2 separate regions of the Homo sapiens genome follow, and region 1 is linked to region 2. The links are chromatin loops, found by intact Hi-C in ENCODE. Cell type or tissue: chondrocyte. All regions are shown on one strand. Links, peaks and the distances in the headings refer to the core of each region. The heading gives the core; the rest is flanking DNA.

Region 1 (10,285 bases), core at 1,011-9,010, 220 kb before region 2:
CATCACCTCCATGTACCTGAAGGGGTAAGCGGACGGTTTGTTTATGGGAATCAGAGACATGGAAGGCTGCATGGATGGGACAACTAACAGAGCTTTGCCTCCTCTGGGCCCCCTTGCAGGGAGACAGCCACGGAAACAAACACTCTCTTCCTTCCACCCATTGAACTCTCTGACCAGAGGCCAAAGGGCAAGAAAGCCAATTTAATGCCATTCTTATGAGATAGCCACCCAGGCCCCGGAGCGGGGTAGAGAATGTGGACATGGGACCTAGCACATAGCCCTCTGACTGGGTCACATCAACACTTCAGCTCACACCCAATCAGTCACCCCAGCCACATGATAAGAGATTTATAAGAAAATCAAAATCTCACATAGCTTAATATCCCACAAGTACTGGGAGAGAACTGAGAACACTGTCTGCTTTAGCCCATGGACTTGGCAAAGGCTCTTTTCCTCCCTCCCTCCCTGGAGACCTGAGACATCCTAGGAGTGTCATTAGTACCACATCAGCAACCAGGGCTAGGCAGCTGGCTGCTCCTGACAGCTCTTCAGGACAATGGCTTTTAAGACATCGGATCCAGATCCCCTCAAGTCCAAACATTCTAGTCCAGTGTTATAAGGCAAGTTTAACTGCACAGCTTCCAGGGATCAAGTCCTAAACCCTGGTCCTGTGGTGCATGGTGTTGACAGAAATATGGCCTCTTAGGGTTTCTGAAGATCCCCCCAAGGGAACTAACAGGACTATAAATCAGGAAGTGCAGATGGGCTGCTTTATGAGTCTCAGTGTCTCCTTATATGGACTTCAGAATGCCTATTTGAAATATGAAATTGAAGCAGCAAGCGTGTCCAACATAAATTTTCCCAACTCATGGAGAAGCATTCAAATTGTTATTGTAAAACTAACACATGGAGTATCAAACTGTAGCTTGCTTTAACGGTTAGTTCATTCTATAAGAACCAGTAAGTCAGTTTTGCTTCCCTCTCTTCAAGCAGGCTTCTCAGCTGAATTCACACTAAATGTAAAAGATCAAAATCTTCATTTCCAAATGAACCTTATGGATAACTCAATAACAGAGTTCACCACTGTGATCTCAATTCAGATAAAACATTCTACTTAAAAGGAAAGGGACATTTCTGAATATAATTTTCAAAGCATGCTCATTGGATTCTTTGATCTTCTCAGTGACCATGTGAAATAGCATCCAGGTGTTACTATTGTTGTTGTTTTAAGATGAGATTAATTGATACTTGTCAGTATCATGGAGTTTTCAAGTGGTAATGTCTGATTTGAAACCCAGGTGTTTGACTATTTATACCATGATTTTTCTGCTTTTCTATGCTGCTTTTTTATGAGATAAAACTGCAGTTATACCAACACAGCATCTCTTTGAGACAGTAGTGTCACCAAAGCCAATTCATAAAGAAATAAATAATTTCAGCAAATTTCTGCCTTCATCATGTAAACTTGTTAATATAATATTACCAAAACAAAACAAAAATTCTTTATACCACCTGATTGTTTTGCCTCTATCACACTAGTCTGATATTTGAGAACAATTTGCCAAACATCGAGAATTATTAATTCCATGTGGGGAGTACATTTGAATGGTGTAATAGAATTCTTTTTATCCTTAACTATGTCATAGAATGACTTTGTGAGAGGGAAGTTCAGTCTGATTATGGTTGTATGATTTCCCTCTATGATACGGGCATTGATTTTTTTTTAGTGTAGTCAGAACTTTCAACCCTTGATAACCCTAATCAAGGATCCTAAAGAAACTTTAGGATTTGCTCGGACTTTGAAAAAATAATTTCAATGTATATTACTGGATGAGACAATATGGATGGTATCACCTGGACAGAATCTGCAGCCAAGAAGGCCCGTTAGATGGAAATGAATCAGAATAGTTTTATTAGGGTTTTCTTTTGTGGCCAGTATATCATTTTGCATTAACATTGGAGAAGAAAAAAATTAGTGATTTATTCTTTATCTCTATACTTTAAAAGGCCATTATCTTCACTAAGGTATACTGGATTGGCAAGGGAATATATGTTTCAATAACAACATAGTACTAAAATGAATAATAACAGCAAAGAAATGTGTGTGCAAAGCATAAATTTAGTAGAGGTAGACATATTTCAAGATTGCTTATTTCTTACAAATTTATGAGACACTAAGCAGTGCTGAATTTATTAGTAAATGTGTGATTTAGTTTGCACGGAACTCACAATGAATAAAATGTGGTCTTACAATCTCCTTGATGATGGCAGGTCAACAGGGAAATTGGCTCATTTTGTTACATTATTCTATTTCTATTATGACACAAATCATACCTCTATGGTCAATGCTAACTAACCTCTCTTGGTCCTCTGTTTCCTGTGGTACAAGACTCATGCCATCACTCAGAATATATATGTAATGGTGTATCATTATGTGACTTAAGAACGTGAGATCTAAGAACCATTTATTCTGTTTTACTCTCTGAGATATTCAGAGTCCTAAGAGTCCTAGTTTTCGTAACTCTCTCTTTTCTCCTTGTTGAATAGGCCTGCACTTTTTTTCCTTCCAGCAGCATTTTTGGCACTGTGCATTGTGGAGGTGGCATATCACTACATGTCCTTCAAAAAATTATTTTTCCAATAATTTTCTATTGGAATTGGTTAGTTCATTAAGTAAGCTTATTGCATTTTTCTCCTAGGGTTTTTTCAACTCAAGCTCTGCACCCTTTCACATTTTGTTTTCCATCTTGATATTTTTTAATTAGCTCCTATCAGTTTCCAACTTCATCTGCCTGCCAGACAAGCCTGTCTTTTCTACTTGGAAGGAAAGAGCATGAGAAAAAAATTCAATGTGAAATGGTATCTCAGAAAATAAACAGAAGCAACTAAACAAAGTAATCAATTATAGTAGAATTTTGATCCTTGATAGTACACCTACTCTGCCAGAACCAATCTACTTTTGGCAGCTATCTACTGCTTTAAAAAGTTTGGCAAATTCAGAAAGTTTGTGTGAAAAATGCCTTATATACAATAGGTCACATCATTATCACCTGAAAATGAATGCTTTGTCCTTCTCTTTCTCCTTTTCCTCCTCCTCCATGACTTCCAATATTCCCCCATCTCAGTAAATGGCACCATGTCCATCCAGCCAGAATCCTGAGAATCATCCTTGACCTCTCCTACCTCTCTATTCATCACCATCCAATCACCAAGCACTATGCATGCTACTTCTTTAATATCTTTTGGATATGTCCAGTTTTCTCCATCCTCATTTCTTCCACTCAGTCCACGTGGGCACCATCATCTTGTGACCGAACTGTGGTAATAACTGCACCCACAGCTAGCCCCTCATTTTCCACTCTGCAAAAGTGATGGGTTTTGTTTTGTTTTGTTTTTGGAGGTGGAGTTTTGCTCTTGTAGCCCAGGCTGGAGTGCAGTGGTGTGATCTAGCTCACTGCAACCTCTGCCTCCTGGGTTCAAGCAGTTCTCCTAAGTCAGTTTCCCAAGTAGCTGAGATTACAGGCACATGCCACCACTCCTGGCTAATTTTTGTATTTTTAGTAGAGACAGGGTTTCACCATGTTGGTCAGGCTGGTCTCGAACTCCTGACCTTGTGATCTGCCCACCTCGGCCTCCCAAAGTGCTGGGATTACAGGCGTGAGCCACCGCACCTGGCCAACAGCGATGGTTTAAAACACACTGCTCTCATGCTTACAACCCTTCAGCAGCCTTTTTACTCTCTTTCCTTTGTTGTCATTTGCTTTTTAAAATGTTAAAAAAAAAAAGGGAAAGGAAGATTTGTATTTATTTCAGGAACTTGAGTTTAAATAAATGATTATAAATCGGTATGGTATATGTAGTGAGCCAAGAGAGAAAGAAATCCTTCTCAGAAAAAGGAGGGTTAAGTAGTGTAAAATGAGTCAGGAAGCTTAAATACAATGTTGAGAAGAAGGAAGAAAGATATCACTGAGAAATGCAGAGGAATGGATGACTCCAGAGTACATCACAAAGAAAGAAAACAGAATAGATGGATTATCCAGCATACATGACCATGTGGAAAAGTTTGAGGAAGAATCAGTGATAGTTTTTTTTAAGAAAACAGCAAAATGAAGCAGTTGTTGATACTTGAAAAGAACAACATTGTACAAAAAATTAAATGTAATTATACAACATTGTTAGGTCTCAGGTGTAAATAGCATTCAATACTCTCGTGATACAAACTCTGAATAATGATCTAACCAAGAATTGTGTCTGTCCATAGCAGGAGGATGAGGGAGCAGGTCTGAATGAATAGGTCTTATCTATCATGCTTGGAAATCAATAGATAATGCCCCAAATAGAAAAAGAATAAATGTGGTACTTAAAAATATGAATGGAATGGAAAACTAAAAATAATTTTAAATGTTGGCTCTGGAGGATTGTGGTTGGGGAGTGGTAGGAAAGAGTACTTCAGGCTTTCATTAAACTTTGCAGCACAATTTGACTTTTAAAAATTATGGTCATATATTATTTTAAGAAAACTTAAAGAAATATTTTGAATGATAGGAATGGTAAAATAAACTACTAAAATATTAACCAGAGAAAATATTAATATCCAGTAAAATAGAGTTTCAGGCAAAAATATTATTAGAAAAATGAAAGCTTTATTCAGTGATAAAAGTAACAACTCCCCAGGAATTTATTATAATTCTAAACCTGTATCTTTCTAACAACATTGATTTGAAACATGGACACTGAAAGTTGACATAATTACATAAAGAAATGAAAAAAATCCACAAGTAATTTGAAAGAGGAAAGGGCTGAGAAACGCATAAACTTGGCTTATGACCCAGCAATTTCACTCTTGGGTATTCACCCACCAGAAATGGTTTGTACATGATTACTCACAGCATATTTATTTGTATTAGCCCAAACTGGAAAAAAGCCAATGTTCATCCATCAACAGGTGAATGGATACACAAATCACGGTATACTCATAAATAGAAAGCTATTGAGCTATAAAAAGGAGATAACTACTGACTCCTTTATGTTAATAAACTAAAACTTCATTCTGAGTAAAAAATCCAAGCACAAAAGACCACATACAGTTTGATTCCCTTATTTGGGATTGTAGCATGAACAAAATTAATCTACAGTGACAGCAGATCATTGGTTTCCTGGAAATACAGTGGAGGAGAGGAAGGGGGCATTGATAGCAAGGGGGTACACAGGAATTTTGAGGGAGACAAAAATGTTCCATGGTTTGACTGGGATGGTTATGCAGGTGTAGACATTTGTCAAAATTCATTGAGCTATACTGCAATTGTTAATTTTATGTGACAACTTGACTGGCTCATGGGTTGCCAGGATTGCTGGTTAGACATTATTTCTGGGTGTGTCTGTGAGGGTGTTCCTGGAAGAGATTATCATGTAAATTGGTAGGCTGAGTCAAGTTGTTTGCCCTCCCCAGTGTGGGTGGGCATCATCCAATCCACTGAGGGTCTGAATAGAACAAAGTGGTAGATGATGGGAGAATTTGCTCTCTTTGTCTGACAGAGCTGAGACATCAATCTTCTCCTACTCTTTGCACTCCTGTCTCTCTGACTCGACTGGAGTCTATACCACTAGCTCTCAGACCTTCAAACTGCATCACTGGCTTTCCTGGGCCTCCAGCTTGTCAAGGGCAGATAGTGCAACTTCTCAGCCTCCATAATTGCATGAGCCAATACCTTCTAATAACTCTCTCTCTCTCTCTCTGTCTGAACATATGTATATATTCTCTCTCAAGAACCTTGACTAGTACATATATTTAGTTGTCTTATTAGATGTAAATTATGGTTTAATAAAATTGGTAAAGTTTTACAGAAAGCACGTGGGGTCTTTCAAAGGGACTCCCTGCCCGGGAACCTGTATCACATTTATTGGCAGTGGGAATTATAACTTTAGAGAGCCAGATTATTTTCAGAAATCCATTGAAAAAGGTGTTAAGTGCCAGCAGAGGGGGCAAGAATACTTTTCTCCAGTGGTGGGTATCAACAAGAGAGGGATAATGGCATAAAACCCAGTTCAGTTACCCTGCAAATGGGGAGAAGCAGAATGAGCTAGTTAAGGTCACCAAACAGTGCATGTTGGCACCAGGAGCAACAGCAAAATTTAATTAGTTTCTGAGGATGTTGCTGGAGATCTCACTGAATTAGTTGTATTTTATTACCATAATTAATGTGATATAAACCTTTAATATTCTGTCCCCCATCCTGAAGCTGTTGTCTTCTGATGAAAATGGAATGTATATCCATTTTATGGTGTTGTAACAGGACCTGGCATGAATAAGACTGTAGAGGCTTAACTGCTCTTAACCTGAATTCTTCATTTTAAGAAATAAAAATATTAGTCTAGGTGATTTCCCAGGACCCTTTAATTTTATATTTTAGGGCGCAGTCCCTTCCTTGAAAAACTATGAAAAGGAATGACATTTACACTATGAAAGATCAGTACTTATATACATGGAGAACTCAATATAATTGATTATAACTATTATAATATCATATAATTATATTATGCAAAATAATTATATAATAATATATTTTCATAAAGTGGATGGAAACAAGATAAGTATAAAAATATAGGGAATCAGCATGATTTCCATTTACTAACAATAGGTTAGTAAATATAAAGTAATAAGGTTAAAAAAGATTACATTTAAAATTAGGGGAGAAAGCACCAGTTAAACAGGAACAACGATACAAGAAATCTGCAACATCCACACGGATAGCTACAAACTTTTCCAAGAACTAGAAAATATTTGAGTAAATAAAAGGAGAGTCATAAAATATTTCTGGATGGAAAGTCTGAATTTCCTTGGTCTCACATCTCCTTTCAGCTATCATTATCCTCTTCTGCTCTTCCCTTCATACTCAAAACTTTTATAGTTGTCAACACTGCCCATTTCTGTTTGCTTACTTCTTATTTTCCAGTTGACTGCAGTCTATCCTATGCCCTCTCTAGGCCACCAAAACTGTTCTCTTCAAGGTCATTAACATACTTCTTAATACCAGTGACAACCTTGCAGTCATTATCTTGCCTGATGTCTCAGAGCATCAATGTCATGCCAGTCCCATTTTCCAAATATCCATCTTTCTTCCACTTCAAAGATACCACACTCTCCCTTATTTCTGCCCTCCCTCTGGCTGCTTCCTGTGTCTAATTTTGTAGCTTCCCATCCTCTGTTTGTACCTTAAATATTGTTGCTCCTTAGATCCTCTGCTATGTTCATTCTGCAGACTCTGTGTGAGAGGTTGGGTTACATTCACTCTTACAGCTTTACTCACCCTTTAAATACTGAAGACACACGAATTTATATCCCTAGTTCATCTCACTCTCCTCCAGCCTCTAGGCCAGCACAGCCAATTGTCTATTGGGCATGCAGCTTTAGGTTGTACCACACACATCTCAAACTGTAGCATCTTCCCACCTCAAGCCCATCTTTCCTGCATTCCTTTTCAGTGAATGAAACCAACATGTACCCAATTGTCCTGTGGTGTCATCCCTGATTCCTCACTAATTCAGCGTATCTAATCAATCACCAATTTCTGTCAAGTTTACATCCTAAATGTCTTCCAAATAGACCACATTTGTCAAATCCATCCATATCCCTCTATTTCTGGTGCCACTACCCTAGTGCAGGCCACCATCATTTTCCTTTCTGGTTTATTAGAACAAGCTATTTCCCTGCCTTAATTTTTGCCCCCATTCCAACCAACCCTCCATATTGCAGCCAGACAGATCTTTCTTGACTATGAATCAAGTTAAGTAACTTTCTTACTTAAACCCTTTCAAAATTTTCCATGGTCCCCAGGGTAAACTACATGCTCCTTCACACGGTTTGAGTGACTCTTACTCTGGTCCCTGTTTAGAACCAATCACATTCTGCTCCAGCAACACAGAATTATTTTCAATTTCTCAAATGCATCAGGCTTGCTATTGACGCTTGGATTTTCTGCATGCACTTCTGTCTATCTTCATTATTGTTCTCCCTCCTCTGTTTGCCTATCCTGAACCTCAGGACTAAACTTAGATGTCACTTGTCTAGGAAACTTCATTCACCCTGAGCCCAGGGTGGACCCTTATCATACGTTCCCCAGGAGCTTGTGCCTCTCTTCTCACCACTCATGTTTCACTAGTTGTACATATCAATTATTCTCCTGTTTCCTGCACTAAAAACCACAAATGTGAAGGCAGGAATATGTCCATCTGTTTTATTGGTGTATCCTAAGCCAAGACAGTTTCTGAATGTGGTAGATGTTCAATAATTATTAAATAGAAATTATTCATTGTAAAGCTATAAGAATGAAGGCAGTAATATTGGTACAAAAAAGATAAATCAATGAAACAGAACAAAAGCCCAAAAGTGATCCTTAGGAGATAGAGAGTGTAATACATAGAATTTAATGAGAATATCACTGTAAACAGGTCGGGGAAAGTGAGACCCTCTTACTATTGGTTAGACTTTGAGGAGGGGATAGAGATTGTCTGAAGTTAAAATTTATGAAAAATGTCACAAAAATTATACTTGCTTCCATAATTATTTCCATGGTTGTTAATCACAAATGTGACACAAATTAAAAGGCAAATTGAAAACTGGGGGAAAAATATGTTCACTAAATATGACAGGCAAAGGGTTAAAATTTTTTTTATAGAGTTTTCTCAAATTTTTAAGAAAACATGATCCCAGATAAATAGGCCAAGGACTTAAAGAGACATAAAGAAGAAATGTAAATGAATGATTAAAAATGTATTCAACTTTCATTGTAATCAAAGAAATGCAAATTTTAAAATGAGACAATTTTTTAAACTTTTACATTAGTAAAGATTTTTAATGATAAAAATTCTAGGCATGGAAGAGAGTAATGAGACATTAATAGGAGAATAAGAAATTGAGACAACTTTCTGTTAAGCAATTTGCAATATGTATCAAGAGGACTTAAACTTCCTAAGAATCTAAAATTCTTTGACCTTCAAAAATTCAAACCTAAGGAAATAATCCAAATGGAAAACATAGGTACACATAAATGTTAATCACAATGTTACTTATAGTCAGGTAAAATTGGGGGGAAATTTAAATTTTTTTTTTTTTTTTTGAGACAGAGTCTCACTCTGTTGCCCAGGCTGGAGTGCAGTGGTGCAATCTTGACTCACTGCAACCTCCGCCTCCTGGGTTCAAGTGATTCACCTGCCTCAGCCTCCAGAGTAGCTTGGACTACAGGTGCCTGTCACCATGCCCAGCTAATTTTTTGTATTTTTAGTAGAGACCAGGTTTCACCATCTTAGCCAGGATGGTCTCGAACTCCTGACCTTATGATCCACCCACCTCGGCCTCCCAAAGTGCTGGGATTACAGGTGTGAACCACCGTGCCTGGCCAGGAAATTTAAATATTAAACAGTAAGAAACTAGTTGAGTAAATTCTAGTATATCCACAAAATAGAGTGTTTTGCAGCCATAGATAAATAGACAGGTAGGTAGATAGATGCAAGAACTGCATACATTGTATGGTATTACACCATAAAATTAAGAATGCACAAACATACACACAAAGAAGCTACAAGGAAATAAATACATTAGATATGCTTCTCTCTAGGTTGAGCGATTAGGAGAAGTTCTTATTTTCTTCTTTATATGTTTCAGTAGTTCCACATTTTCTACAGTAGTATAATTTTTATAATCCAGTAAAACAAAAATAATAAAAATTGACTGTGACAGACTCTGATAAAGCTAACTTGACTGAATAGAAAGCATCAAGACTGATGGGGCCAGGTGTTAATTTTTGCATTGGAAAGCCCTTTGGGGTAAAAATGTGCCTGAAAGCTGGAGCCCAGGAAGATGTCTAGAGGCTGTCTTGCACTGGTTGTTGCTGGATCCCCATGCCAAGACAGTGTCTGAACATAGTAGGTAGCCAGAGAGACACTGGGGGGTTGGGGGTGGGCAGCTGTGCCTAAGACCCTGGCATGCAGCTGGAGACTACAGGGGGTGGGAAACAGAGCTCTGAGGAACATCATGAGGTGTCAGGGGTCCTGAGGCCACAGAACCTGGAATCACAGATGGGATATAGGTTATGGCCAGTAGATTTAGAGAACATTAGCTTACAACGTCCTACAGAGTTTCTAGAACGTGAAGGGAAGAATTCAAATGAGCTCGAGATGGGGCCACCAGGCAGCCACATTGCATGCCTCTTTCAAAGGAAAAACATGGTTTTCCAGAAAATTCCTTAAAAATGTTGATGCCCACTTATGAAAATAAGTATACTGACTA
Region 2 (10,285 bases), core at 896-8,895:
CCTCTACCCACAATCCTTTCACAAAAAGGAGAAGTGACTGGGTTTGAAAATAAAATAGATATGCATAGCCCAGCACTTTCCCCCTTCAGATGTCCAGGGAGTGAGCTATGAAAGTCCAGGTTCTTTTATGACTTCCAATGCTGTTAATTTAAAAGGAGACGGCCTCACATGAAGAGACTCCTGTAATCCAGCAATATACTTTTGAAATACGTGTGTAGCTAGATACGGAAGTCGATCGTCATAAGCCTCAGCATTAGGAAGTCCTCCTGCCTACAGCTGTAAAACCACCCTGCAATCTAGATTTTATTAGTAATTCATGTGACACTTTGACCTCAACCTGCATTAAATCTCTGTAGTTAATTCTCAATGAATGCTGCAGAAGGGGGTACTATTTATGTTATTTCCATAAAGATCACATACTACCTGTATAGATGCTCCTCAACTTACAATGGGGTTACATCCTGTTAAACCCACTGTAAATTCAAAATGCATTTAATACACCTAATCTTCTGAACATTGTTGCTTAGCCTACCCTTCCTTAAATGCACTCAGAAAGAACACTTGCATTGGCCTATAGTTGAGCAAAATCACCTGGCAACACAGTACACTACAGAGTATCGGTCGGTTACCCTCATGATGGTGTGTCTGTGGCTGACTGGGAGCTGCAGTTCACTGCCACTGCCCGGCATCATGAGAGTGTATTGCAGGGCATATCACTTGCCCAGGAAAAGATCAAAACTCAAGGTATGATTTCTACTATATGTATATCACTTTCACACCATGGTAAAGTTGAAAAATCATAAGTTGAACCATCATAAGTCAAGGCCGTCTGTACTACTTTCCCACTTTTGAAATGTGTGCGTGTGACAACACAAGAAAAAAAGTAAAGGACTGGAAATAGACATGCTAACATATAATCAGTAACAATTGCTGGGTGATGGTGGAATAAGTAAGGCTTATTTTCCTCTTTTACTCTTCTGGGTTTCTTGAATTATTTTCCTCAAAAAAATCTGCATTAATTTTATTATCAAAAAGAAAAGTATATGTTCATTTTTGGAAATTTAAAAAGCTTGGGCCACATCAGGAAAAGGCATGATGTCCAAAATCAAGGACAGAGAGGAGACACATTTGTTTCTCAACAGCCAACTGAATTACAACTTTAAAACATTCTTACAGATGTCAGATAAGACCTTGTCTTGGGCTGACCAATATCATCTTATATTATCAAAATGCTTATAGTCAGCAGTCACCAGTGCCTGGATTGGTTTCACATACTTTTATAGCCACAGTTAGAAACTTTCTGATAACATTTTAGTAAACTCTTGAGTAACTTTGGAGAGAGAATCATCATGCTTCAATTCATTATATGCAGATCAATAAAGAGAAGTAGGAATAGCACAAAATATAATCCTAGTATAGTCTACCCTGCTGTTAAGTAAAGCTGCTTTCTTTTTTCATTGCCCAAATGTATGGCTTGCACCCAACTAGTCACTGCTTGGGGCCAGAGTTAGAAAATTTTCTCTTCCTAATTTATGTTTCATTGACTTTTTATGGTGGCAGATATTGATCTCGCTTTGTGTGCCATCAGATCAAATGCTGCAACCCAATTCAGAGCCAAGATCATGACTTTCAGTGATCAGCCTTTAATGTGCAGGAAAAAATGGAGGTGGAAACATGATTTATTTTCCTTTTGCAGGCTTTTTATTATAGACACAGATGTTGGGAGCTTTCTCAGCTACAGTCAGCTGTGGAATGGGGCAGGTGAACTGCCCTGCTTTCCTGGAGTGCCACAACCATAAAACAAACTGAACATTCCAGGAATGACTCATTTGATTAGAAGAGCCAAAAACCAGCACTAAGCAAAAGCAGAAAAGAACAAAGATCATTTTTCATTAGGGTTACTGATGGTCCCTAGGCATGGTCAAAGAAATGATGGAAGAGGCCACGTGCGGTGGCTCACACCTGTAATCCCAGCACTTTGGGAGGCCAAGGCAGGTGGATCACGAGGTCAGGAGATCGAGACCATCCTGGCTAACATGGTGAAACCCTATCTCTACTAAAAATACAAAAAAATAAAAATAAAAAATTAGCCAGGCATGGCGGCACTAGTCCCAGCTACTCGGGAGGCTGAGGCAGAAGAATCACTTGAACTCAGGAAGTGGAGGTGGCAGTGAGCCGAGATCATGCCACTGCACTCCAGCCTGGGCAACAGAACAAGACTTCATCTCAAAAAAAAAAAAAAAAAAAAAAGGAAATAGAAATGATGGAAGAATGATTGTCTGTTTGTTATATAAAATTAGAGACACAGGAATATCATTAATATATTTGTTCCAGAATTGATAGCAAGAATGGCTTGACTTGGCTTAGGCCGTATCCTTTTGTTGCTTATAATCCTTTATTAGTTTCTCTGAACATTTTTTAAAGAGACTGACTTCATTAGTAGAGCAGAACCATATAAGTTAAAGTCTACACAATGCATTCCAAGAGATGGACATGATTATGTTGGGCTAGAATGCCATTATAACAGACATGAGGAAATATGTAGATTATCTCATCCCTGGAGACCTTACAGATAACTTCTTGTGGTACTGGGATTTGTGGAGTGAATTCCCATTGCCTTGTTACACCACTGTGGAAGCTAAAAAAGAGAATGGGACATTTTAGAAATTGTGCATCACTGAAGAACAGGAGTATTAAGAAGAAATTTAGGCTGGGCGCAGTGGTTCACACCTGTAATCCTAGCACTTTGGGAGGTTGTGGCAGGTGAATCACCTGAGGTCAGGAGTTTGAGACCAGCCTGGCCAACGTGGTGAAACCCTGTCTCTACTAAAAATACAAAAAGTAGCTGGGCGTGGTGGCAGGCACCTGTAATCCCAGCTACTTGCGAGGCTGAGGCAGGAGAATCATTTGAACCCGGGAGGCAGAGGTTGCTGTGAGCAGAGACCACACCATTGCACTGAGCCTGAGCAACAAGAGCAAAGCTCCATCTAAAAAATAATAATAATTTTTATAAAAGAAACAGGTTTCTTTGATTCCCATCTGGAATTGGAAAAAAAAAGATGGAGAACACAAATAATGTTGGGTTAGGAATATGTGTGTGTTTGTGTGTCTTTAAAAGCTTTAAATAACTCCAAGTGATTCTAACACGTAGACAAAGCTGACAACTATGGCACTAGGTCCATCCCTCTTGGGATATTCTGAATTGGACAGTGCAGTTGCTTCAAATATAACAGTCATTGGCACAAACATTTAAATTAGAAATGTGTTGTCTCCCTACAGCACCTAGCTAAGCAAATATTAGTTCCTCCAGAAACATTTATTGAAATAAATCACTGATTTTAGCCTGAGAGTGGGGTCACTGTGCAACTTAAAATGTAAACAAGATTTTCTCAAATCACCAGGCCCCATACTATAGAAGGGCCACTGCCTTTACTAATATTTGTATAAATTCCTAGGAGATTCACATTCCCAAAGTCACCTCTGGCCCCAATTTCATGACTCTGCTGAATTTTAACTTCAACAATTCCAAAGCATCGAAACACATAAGACCCTCAGCAAGAAAGCATTCTATTCTGCATCACACAAACAGAAAATCCCTATTAGACATCCCTGTTTTTCAAGTCCTTTGTTATCCTGAGGCCAGAGATTCCTCACTTATTTTGTCACCTCAGGTGACTTCGCTGTCTTATGTGGCTGATGGCTGTTCCCCACCTGCCTCAAATCACTCCTCAGACCCCACCCACTCCCAATTCCCAGGTCTTTCCACTCAGAGAACAGACCAGCTCTTTGCTACCCCTGCTGCCAAATAGCTTCAAGCCCAACTCTGCACCTACCCATTTAGGTGCTCAGTTTAATGTGATGGCTTTTTTTAATCCTTTTTAGCAACACCAATGACTAGGAGAGACTCTAAGATTATAGCTGTCAACACTGGGCTTCAATTGGGGCTAATGCTGCCCCCTTGTGGTAGAAGTGAGAATGCTAGAGATGCGTAATGCAATTACGATTTCCCCAATATTATTCTTTCAGATTTTAAATGTATCTAAAAACACATCCTCAGTTGGACAATCTACTACTATCCCACCTTTAATTAAAGACTTTATACAGATTGATTAGGTACTTCTAAACTTTGATGCCAATGACTACTAGATAGACAGGAAATGTTCATGTACTAATACTTGCTATGTGGTCATTTATCTCAAAATTGCTCAGTGCAGACTGTATAAAATCAAAAGGCATCTGGTTAGCAGCTGAAATTCACTTATCAGGAATTCCAGCCTCCAAAGTATTTTAGTAAGAACTTCAAAGATGCTTACCAAAAACACCAGAGGGTTTCTTAGCATAAAGAATATTAGAAATCATTTTTCTCTGGTGAAATAAATGGAAATAAGTAAAATTCAGGATATATCATGGGTTAGAAAGATACTTGGGGCCGCACTAACCTTTCTTAAAACAGGAGAATAAAATCAGCAATCCCAGTGTCTTAATATCTTGGGACAATCCAGGGCTGTATTTGGTCCTATGTCCCTTTCACACTGCAGAAGACTATCAATTTACCCAAATAAGAAGTTCACATCTACTCACCAGAATGGTGTTGCATTGGCTCACAGGAAGCCTCTCATTCAAGATGCTTAGAGAAATGCCAAAAGTCGGAGAATAAGGCACTTTCTGGGCTTACAAGAATAGGTAGGTAGTATAACTGTTTTAATGTATCTTTACTCATTAAAAATGGGAAGGTTTGGTAGAATTTGGTTTAAGGCTATCTTCAATACAAAATGCCACCTGGTAAGAAAGTTGTTGAGAGAGGGCAGAGCAAAATGGCGGAATAGAAAGATCTACCAATCATGCCCTTCACAAGGACACCAAGTTAACAATTATCTATACAGAAAAAACACCTATTCATAAGAACCAAAAATCAAGTAAGCACTCATAGTACCTCCTTTTAACTTTATATCACTGAAAGAAGCACTGAAGAGACTAAAAACAGTCCTGAATCACCGTTGTGACCCCTTCCTCACTCCCTGCCTTGGTGGCATGGTATGGAGGGATTCTCTGGGTGCTGGGGGAGGGAGAATACAGCAATTGTGATGCACTGAACTCACTGCTGTCCTGTCAGAGCAGAAAGGAAAACCAGACCAAACTCAGCTGACACCCACCCACAGAGGGAACATTTAAGCCAGGCTTAGCCAGAGGGGAATCACCAATCCCAGAAGTCTGAGCTTGAGTGCCTCCAAACCTTGCCTCCAAGGGCTATAGCACTCTGTCTCCAAGTAAACTTGAAAGGCAATCTAGGCCATAAGGACTACAACTCTTAGGCGAGTCCTAGGGCTGAACTAAGCCCAGAGATAGTGGACACCAGCTGTGGCAGCCAAGGGAGTGCTCGCATCATACCTCCTCTAACCCCAGGCTACAACTCACAACTCCAAAAGAGACCCCTTCCTTCCACTTAAGGAGAGGAGTGGGAAGAGTAGGAAGGATGTTGTCTTACATCTATGATACCAGCTCAGCCACAGCAAAATAGGATACCAGTCAGAGTCATGAGGCCCCCATTCGAGGGCCTAGCTCACAGATGACATTTCTAGACACACCCTGGGCCAGAAGGGAACCCACTGCCTTGAAGGAAAGGACCCAGTCCTGCCAGCATTCATCACCTGCTAACCAAAGAGCCCTTGGACCTTAAATAACCAGTAGTAATACACAGGTACTACGTAGAAGGCCTTGGGTGAGCCTCTGAGACTTGTTGGCTTCAGGTGAGACTCAGTACATAGCCAGCTGCTGTGGCTATGGGACAAAACTTCTGCTTGAGAAAAGCAGAAGGAAAAGTAAAAGGGACTTTGTATTGCACCATAGGTACCACCATCACCACAGGGGACTAGAGCACCAAGAGGGTTCTTGGGATCCCTGATTCCAGGATGTGACTCTTGGATGGCATTTCTGGACCTAACCTGGGCCAGAGAGGAACCCACTGCCCTGAAGGGTGAGTCCCAGGCCAGGTAGCCTTCATGACAAGCTGACTTTAGAGACTGTGGGCCTTAAGGGAAGATGAGTGTTAGTCTGGCAGTACTCACCATGGCCTCGGTTGGTAGTAGCTACAGGGTGAGGCTCCTCTGCTTCCATCTTGTGGCATAAGTGACAGCTTAGCCACACTGCAATAGAATATCAGGTAGATGAAGGCTTTTGACTCTAGTACCCCACTCCCAAACAGAACTTCTGGGCCCACCTAGGGCTTGGGGGACCTCTCCCTAAAGGGAAGGACATAGGCCTGGATGGATTTGCCACCTGCTAATTATAGAACCCTAGGCCCTTCAGCGAACATAGGCAGTAGCCAGGGACTGGTTACAGCAGGCCTTGGGTCAGGGACTGGTTACAGCAGGCCTTTCTGAGACACAGTGCTGTGCTGGCTTCAGGTCTGACCCAGTGCAGTCATAGTGGTGGTGGCCACAGGGGTGCTTGTGTCACTCAGCTTTAGGTGACTGATAACAAAGAAAGAGACTATATTTTTAGGAGAAAGTAAGAGAAAAGAACAAGGGTCTCTGACTGGTAATCCAGAGAACTCCCCCAGATCTTGTCCAAGACCATCAAGGCAGTACCTCTGTAAGTCTAAGTCTGCAAGAATCACAGCATTATTTGACTTGGGATGCCGCCAAAAGCAGATACATCTTAAATCACAGCACCCAAGTCCTGTCAAATATCTAGAAAGCCTTCCCAGGGAGGACAGCTACAAATAAGCTCAGACAGCAAAGGCTAAACTAAACACCTAACCCTTTCAATGCCCAGACACTGAAGAACATCTACTAGCATCAACACTATCCAAGAAAACATGACCTCACCAAATGAAGTAAATAAGGCACCAGGGACCAATCCAGGAGAAACAGATATGTGACCTAGACAGGGAATTTAAAATAGCTCTATTAAGGAAACTCAAAGAAATTCAAAATAACACAAGGAAGGAGTTCAGAATTCTACCTGATAAATTTAACAAAGAGATTGAAATAATTTAAAAGAATCAAACAAATTCTGGAGCTGAAAAACACAATGGACATAGTGAAGAATGCAACAGTCTTTCAATAGCAGAATTGATCAAACAGAAGAAAGAATTAATGAGCTTGAAGACAGGCTGTTTGAAAATACAGTCAGAGAAGACAAAAGAAAAAAGAATAGAAAATAATAAAGCAACCTACAGAAACTAGAAAATAGCCACAAAAGAGCAAATCTGACTGGATCTGGGAAGATGGCTGGCTGAATAGGAACAGCTCCGGTCTGCAGATCCCAGCGAGATCAACACAGAAGGCTGGTGATTTCTGCATTTCCAACTGAGGTACCCGGTTCATCTCATTGGGACTGGTTAGACCATGGGTACAGCACACGGAAGGTGAGCAGAAGCAGGATGGGGCATCACCTCACCCAGGAAGTGTTTAACAGGCCGGGAAACTCTCTCCCCTAGCCAAGGGAAGCCATGAGGGACTGTGCCATCCAGCCCAGATACTATGATTTTCCCACAGTTTTTGCAATCTGCAGACCAGGAGATTCCCTCACGTGCTGACATTACCCAGGCCCTGGGTTTCAAGTACAAAACAAGGTGGCTGTTTGGGCAGACACTGAGCTAGCTGCAGGAGTTTTTTTCATATCCCAGTGCCACCTGGAACCCCAGTGAGACAGAACCGTTCACTTCCCTGGAAAGGGGGCTGAAGCCAGGGGGCCAAGTGGTCTTGCTCAGTGGGTCCCACTCCCAAGGAGCCCAGCAAGTGAAGAACCGCTGGCTTGAAACTCTTGCTGCCAGCACAGCAGTCTGAAGTCGACCTGGAACAATAGAGCTTGGTGTAGGGGAGGGGTGTCCACATTACTGAGCTTTAAGTAGGTGGTTTTCCCCTCACAGTATTAAGGGAGCTGTTGGAAAGTTTGGACTGGGCAGAACTCACTGCAGTGCAACAAAATGGCTGTGGCCAGACTGCCTCTCTAGATTCCTTCTCACTGGGAAGGGCATCCCTGAAAGGCAGCAGCCCCAGTCAGGGGCTTACAGATAAAACTCCCATCTCCCAGAGCACCTGGAGGAAGACAAAACTGTGGGTGTAGCTTCAGCAAACTTAAACATTCCTGCCTGCTGGCTCTGAAGAGAGCAGCAGATCTCCCAGCACAGCGCTCGAGCTCAGCTAAGGGACGCACTGCCTCCTCAAGTGGGTCCCTGACCCCTGTGCCTCCTGAGTGGGAGACACCTCCCAGAAAAGGTTGACAGACACCTCATACAGGAGAGCTCTGGCTAGCGTCAGGCAGGTACCCCTCTGAGACCAAGCTTTCATAGGAAAGAGCAGGTAGCAATCTTTGCTGTTCTGCAGCCTCCTCTGGTGATACCCAGGCAAACAGGGTCTGGAGTGGACTTCCACTCAAACTCCAGGAGACCTGCAGAAGATGGGCCTGACTGTTAGAAGGAAAACAAACAAACAGAAATCAATAACATCAACATCAACAAAAAAGACAGCCACAGAAAAACCCCATCCAAAGGCCATAAGCATGAAAGATCAAAGGTAGATAAATCCACAAAGATGAGGGAAAACCAGCAGGAAAATGCTGAAAATTCCAAAAACCAGAACGCCTCTTCTCCAAATGATCACAACTCCACTCCAGCAAAGGCAAAAAACTGGACAGAGAATGAGTTTGATAAATTGACAGAAGTAGGCTTCAGAAGGTGGGTAATAATAAACTCCTCCTAGCTAAAAGAGCATGCTCTAACCCAATGCAAGGAAGCTAAGAACCTGGAAAAAAGGTTACAGGAAATGCTAACTAGAATAACCAGTTTAGAAAAGAACATAAATGACCTGATGGAGCTGAAAAACACAGCACAAGAACTTCATGAAGCATACACAAGTATGAATAGCCAAATCGATCAAGCAGAAAAAAGGATATCAGAGATTGAAGATCAACTTAATGATATAAAGTGAGAAGACAAGATTAGAGAAACAAGAATGAAAGGGAATGAACAAGGCCTCCAAGAAATATGGGACTATGTGAAAAGACCAAATCTACGTTTCATTGGTATACCTGACAGTGATGGGGAGAATGAAACCAAGTTCGAAAACACTCATCAGGATATTATCCAGGAGAACTTCCCCAACCTAGCAAGATAGGCCAACATTCAAATTCAGGAAATACAGAAAACACCACAAAGATACTCCTCGAGAAGAGGAACCCCAAGTTTCACCAAGGTTGAAATGAAGGAAAAAATGTTAAGGGCAGCCAGAGAGAAAGGTCAAGTTACCCACAAAGGGAAGCCCATCAGACTAACAGTGGATCTCTCTGCAGAAACCCTACAAGTCAGAAGAGAGTGAAGGCTAATATTCAACATTCTTAAAGAAAAGAATTTTCAACACAGAATTTCATATCCAGTGGAACTAAGCTTCATAAGTGAAGGAGAAATAAAATCATTACAGAGAAGAAAATACCGAGAGATTATGCCACCACCAGGCCTGCCTTACAAGAGCTCCTAAAGGAAGCACTAAATATGGAAAGGAAAAAGCAGCCACTGCAAAAACACACCAAAATATAAAGACCAATGGCACTAAGAAGAAACTGCATCAACTAATGTACAAAATAACCAGCTAGCATCATGATGACAGCATTAAATTCACACATCACAATATTAACTTTAAATGTAAATGGGCTTAATGAGCCAATTAGAAGGCACAGACTGGCAAATTGGATAAAGAGTCAAGACCCATCGGTGGGCTGTATCCAGGAGATGCAGCTCACATGCAAAGACACAATAGGTCAAAATAAAGGGATGGAGAAATATTTAATAAGCAAATGGAGAATATGGCTGAATAGGAACAGCTCCAGTCTACAGCTCCCAGTGTGAGCGACGCAGAAGATGGGTGACTTCTACATTTCCAACTGAGGTACTGGGTTCATCTCACTGGGGCTTGTCAGACAGTGGGTGCAGGACAGTCGATGCAGCCCACCGAGTGTGAGCTGAAGCTGGGCAAGGCATTGCCTAACCTGGGAAGTACAAGGGGTCAGGGAATTCCCTTTTCTAGCCAAGGGAAGCTGTGACAGACGGCACCTGGAAAATCAGGTCACTCCCACCCTAATACTGTGCTTTTCCAATGATCTTAGCAAACGACACACCAGGAGATTATATCCCGTGCCTGGCTCAGAGGGTCCCACGCCCACGGATCCTCGCTCATTGCTAGCACAGCAGTCTGAGATCGAACTATAAGGTGGCAGCGAGGCTGGGGGAGGGGTGCCCACCATTGCTGAGGCTTGAGTAGGTAAACAAAGCAGCCAGGAAGATTAA

Evidence for each region. Peaks named below come from ENCODE experiments on the same cell type or tissue, not always from the same donor. Only the 100,000 strongest peaks of a DNase experiment are listed, where the experiment ranks them.
Region 1: a loop joins it to region 2, with 10 times the contacts of the local background. A loop is called at or near these places in 3 of 110 quality-filtered maps.

The regions. Positions count from the first base shown.
Region 1 is chr9:75,478,470-75,488,754 of GRCh38, reverse strand. No RefSeq gene overlaps it. Among named protein-coding and RNA genes, the nearest start is that of OSTF1, 400 kb to the right of the region's middle. In chondrocyte, for the core only: a CTCF peak has its summit at 5,981 (motif pointing right); no DNase peak of the experiment used is centred there.
Region 2 is chr9:75,259,337-75,269,621 of GRCh38, reverse strand. No RefSeq gene overlaps it. Among named protein-coding and RNA genes, the nearest start is that of OSTF1, 180 kb to the right of the region's middle. In chondrocyte, for the core only: CTCF peaks have their summits at 3,745 and 3,971 (motif pointing left); no DNase peak of the experiment used is centred there.